Linked DNA regions of Homo sapiens: region 2 is linked to region 1. The links are chromatin loops, found by intact Hi-C in ENCODE. Cell type or tissue: transverse colon. All regions are shown on one strand.

Region 1 (2,500 bases):
ATCCACAGACTCAATTGGGCCTAGTGCTATTTTAGAAGGTAGTGCTTTACAATTTCATGAATTCATTTTATTACCAATGGTCAGTAAAATTTTGTAACCACTCTGAGCTCTAACATAGTAAATTACATTTTTAAAATCAATTTTATTTAGTTTTACAGTATATTTTACTAGATTTGAACAGCTGTATTATTTCCTCATTGAGCATTTAAATATTCTATGTTCTCTTTTCTAAAATAATCACCATATTTGTTTTATTCCCAGTCATTTGTAATTGGTTTCTATGCTAACCTGCCAGCCCCTTTGCCTTAGTTTCTCTATTCGTTTCTTATTTGGATGGGCTACATCCACTAATGGTTTCTTCAACAATGGTTAGTAGAAACAATATTGTCTACTAACAGTATTGTTAGTAGAAACAATATTGTCTACTAACAGTATTGTTAGTAGAAACAATATTGTCTACTAACAGTATTGTTAGTAGAAACAATATTGTCTACTAACAGTATTGTTAGTAGAAACAATACTTGCATGTTCAAAATTATTTGTTTTCCATATATAGAAGGGCAGTTTGGCTGGGTATAGACCTCTTCAGGCACATTTTCTTCATTTTCTTTCCCAAAGTCATTTCAGGCATTGATCCACAGGTTCCAGGCATTAATAATGACTAATAAGAGGCTTGGGAGCCAATCTGATATTTTTTTTCCTGCATAAGCGCCATGAGAACATGGTCTGTTATCCGTCCTGTTCACCATTCTTTCCACAACTGGCAAAATGCCTAAAACAGAGTAAGCAGTCAATAAATATTTGCTGACTAATAGAGTAAGGGAACTGATCTTTTTGCTTGAATGTCTGAAGAACTTTATTTTTATAGTCCAGTAAGTTCACCAGACTATATCTCTAGTTGAGCTTTTCCAAAGACATGGTGTTTCTTTTACTGCAGGGAGGGGTACTTACTATTATTGTGGCTCTCCTTTTTCCTCCTTTCCTAGTTATGATATCCGTGACAATCTTTTGAACTCTTATTCACTTCCACTTTATTTTACTTTTTATCAAACATATCCTCCAGGTGCCTTACTTTGCTTTTATCAGTGGTCTTTCTCCTTTTTTGCCTTCTTCAAATGAGGCCTTAGTTCTTTAACAGTTTTATTTTTCTCCTTTTTTCCAAGCTTAACAGATCATATGTCATCTACTCGCATTAACTTGCAAATTTTATCTGACACCTTATTATGTTTGTATTATAAGAAAAAAAGAAAATGGATAAGTGGAGGCAGGTGGTTAGTTTGGGGTTATCTGTAGCTATCTGAGTTTATTAGTTTGGGACATTAATTCTGAAAACACTATAAAAGCCCAAGTACAAATCTTTAAAATACAAATTCTGTTTCACTGGGCATTCTGTGTTACTAAAATATTCACTAGTGTCTTATTGGTTCTGTTTCTACTTTTTTTTAAAAAATGGGAAATCTTCAGAGAATAATTTGGGACTATGCGGTGTTTGCAAAATGGTTATCTTTAGTAGCATGTTATACTTTTATAAATTTATTAGCATTTCATCTGCATATGCACTATATATAGTTAATATTTATAGGTGTGATAAAAATACATATCCAAATGAGGCATGTTATATCAGTATATACTCAAGCCTACGCAACTCAAAAAAAATAAGGAAAAAACATTTCTTTGAGTGTACTATACTTCCGTGTGCATGGCATTGGCTCTAAAATGTTTTTCACTTTTATATAAAGAGGCTTCTTTTTTGTTAATTTTCCCCAACATATTCATATTTTCCTGTCCTTTCTACAATGAGTTTTAAACCAAGTGATAAGTATTAACAAGCATTTCTTTTTAACTTTTCTAGGATGAATTTCCTGGATATAATAGGATTCCACATAGCACCAAGTTAATTTTTACTTTATTTTTTATAGGAGGTTCATCCATGTTAGTCAGTATTCCAGAACTCATTTTAGAGATCTACATCAATGTATGCAACAGCTTAGTCAATATCTTCACTTAAATGTCTCAACGGCGGGTCCACTGCACTTTATAGATTCAATCAAACAATGCAAAAACCAATTCAAATGCAATTTAAAAACCAAACTTATAGTTTACTTTCCTTAAGCTTTGTCCTTTTTCAGATTTTTTAAAAATGTCAATAAATGGTACCACTGCACACCCAGTTGCACAATCTAGGAACTTAAATGCTGTCCTTAGCAATTTTTCCTTGCCACATAACTCATACTCATTTCAGTTTACCCGTCTTCCCCTCACGACTGATCTCTGTGTTCTGACTTTTTAACCTCTCATATTTCACTATCTTCATTTGCACTAAAACCAACCCTATTTGAGCCACAATCATATACCATATTACTACTGATGCTCTCTATTTGGACATGGCAATGTCCTAGTTCTGATCTCCCTTCTTACCCATCCCTCCTACATTTCATTCTCCACATGGCAACAAGAGAGAAACAAAATTTAACATAAATTGGACTACATCAATCTCTGG
Region 2 (2,500 bases), 78 kb before region 1:
TCTCGTAGGTTCTTTCTGATTGTTATCCATTATTTTGGAGCCTAGATCTTAAATCATTAATTTAGTTGTTTTATTTAATTTTGCAGTAACAACACTGAGGAAATCTTGTTTCTGTTAATTTTTATGGGCTACTGATTATAAAGAAAAAATAATTTTAAGAAACATGAATCTGTCTGTGGTGAATTCCCTTGGCTAAGAAAACTGGCCTTTGCTTTTTGAATTTATTTATTTATGTATTTATTTGTAGTCTTAGACTATTGGTGTCATAGCATCAACGGTTAAAAATAAACAAAACATAGATATAGATAACTATCATTTAGATACAATCATTTATGACCCTCAGCTCAAACTCCCTCTTCTTTGTTATGAAAACTCAGGATCTGTAAACGGCCTTAGCTATTTTAATTAAATATCTTCTATCAAAGGTACCATATGGGAATTGTTGGGTTTGTCTGTTTGTTTGTTTGTTTGTTTTGCTTACAATATTTATAATGCCACAAACTGCCCGTTTAAATACTTTCTAAATGTCTGCATTGTCATATTTTTAATCATTAAAATTAATTGAATAAAAAAATCTTTATTTTCTATCCAGCAGTGCTCAGGAGTTTTGAAAGGAGCTGACTCATGAGCCATGTTCTGGGACACTGCTGATTCTCAGTGGGCAAGCTGTACTGTGTGTATTTTGGAGCTCCATAACACAGACTCATGCCTTGAATGGGGGGATGCCGGGAGGGCTGGGATGCTTGGAGAGAAAAAGAAAAGAAACAGAATATGGCAAGACACTCTACATGCTAAAGCTTACAGATGCTTTGATTACAGGAAACTTACGTAAATGATAACAGTGCGCAGAACTAGACGTGGAAGAAGGGAAAAAATATGGGATCCCGACATAGGCCTTTGTACTCATAAAATCACGGGTGAGACTGCTGAAAACAACTGTTGGGAGTTTTATGATTTAATCCCATTGACTGGATCACTGAACAGGGCATTTTTCACTTCCAGTTTTCGTGCTTTAGCTGACCTACGAAATCTCATGGTTTTGTTTGGTGACACGTGCTTTTAGGAAAACTTGTTATTTCTGCTGTTCTGCACTGCCCTGTCTCCACTGAACTGCCTGATCTCCTGTGGAATTTACAGTTTCAGCGCAGCCAGCAAATGCAGGGAAAGAATGTGTGCTTCATAGCTGGAGTGCTCCTGATAACAGTCCATTCTGGTATCGGTGGCTGGAAGAGAGAGGGACTGCCACCCAGTGTTTTTACAGTGCCTGTTTCAGGCAGCTTCTAAATTGACAGCGAAGGGTGGAGTGGGTAGGGGGAGAAACAAGAAAAAAAAATTCCCTGTCTTTGGGGTGGGGGAGATAATTCTAAAATCTCTGAGAAACTTAAATATGGTAATTCCCTATTCCAAACATACACAAGTCACAAGCAACCTTATTCTTTGGTTTCTAGGCACATTTTTGAGTTTAGCACAATAGGGAGAAGAAAATTGGAGGTTAGCGAATCCAGTAGGGCAAGAGGTGAAGAGGACTAAATTTCAGTCAAGACAACAAGGAAAGTACAAAGAATACAGTTTCTCTTTCATGTGCTTTGATCGTCTTTCCTGTTTTACCCTTAATGAATACTTTCTCAAAACTAAAAATAAAACACTGCATTCTATTAAATTGTGCTCTTCCTCTAAGGGAATTCTAAATGTGTAAGTGTATGTTTCTCTTCCATGAATATGACTATATATTTTCACATTTTATATATATATATATATAATTTCATACATATATACTTGCATATGTATATTTTTCTTCTTCTGGGAGCCAGAGAGTGGTCAAGAGAAAAAGGGAAAAAGAGTCCATGCTAGAAACTCAACAAGTAAATGTTAGTTTCTTTAAACTGCTAATGACCGCTGGGCGAGGTGGCTCACACCTGTAATCCCAACACTCTTGGAGTCCGAGGCAGGTGGATCACCTGAGGTCGGGAGTTAGAGACCAGCCTGATCAACATGGAGAAACCCCGTCTCTACTAAAAATACAAAAACTTGGCCAGGCTTGGTGGCACATGCCTGTAATCCCAGCTACTTGGGAGGCTGAGGTAGAATTGCTGGAACTCGGGAGGCGGAGGTTGTGGTGAGCCGAGATCGTACCACTGCACTCCAGCACGGGCAATAGGGCGAAATTCCATCTCCAAAAAAATATTCGAATGACCAAACATAGTGAGGAGTATCAGAAGATTTACAGTGGTGGCATAAAATTGTACACATACCACGAGAAGCAGAGGAAGGTAAGGCAGATCGATATTTGTATCTTCACTTTGTGCTATAGAGTATGCTTTCTCCCTAGCCCCACATGGTAGCCCTTGGAAAGTAGTAGATTGAAGAGGAGACAAACATTTCATGTGAACAGTTAAGGTGTGCCACGTGTGTATGCTCAGGGTGAAACTTCATATTTCATTCTAGGTAATGTGCCCACAAAGTCTCATATTATTCTAATTGGAGAATAGCCAAAGAAGAA

What was found. Peaks named below come from ENCODE experiments on the same cell type or tissue, not always from the same donor. Only the 100,000 strongest peaks of a DNase experiment are listed, where the experiment ranks them.
Region 2: a loop joins it to region 1, with 18 times the contacts of the local background. A loop is called at or near these places in 1 of 110 quality-filtered maps.

What each region holds. Positions count from the first base shown.
Region 1 is chr6:93,699,975-93,702,474 of GRCh38, reverse strand. No RefSeq gene overlaps it. Among named protein-coding and RNA genes, the nearest start is that of TSG1, 5.8 kb to the left of the region's middle. In transverse colon, no CTCF peak of the experiment used is centred here; no DNase peak of the experiment used is centred here.
Region 2 is chr6:93,777,940-93,780,439 of GRCh38, reverse strand. No RefSeq gene overlaps it. Among named protein-coding and RNA genes, the nearest start is that of TSG1, 72 kb to the right of the region's middle. In transverse colon, no CTCF peak of the experiment used is centred here; no DNase peak of the experiment used is centred here; H3K4me3 peaks cover 756 bases; H3K27ac peaks cover 1,105 bases.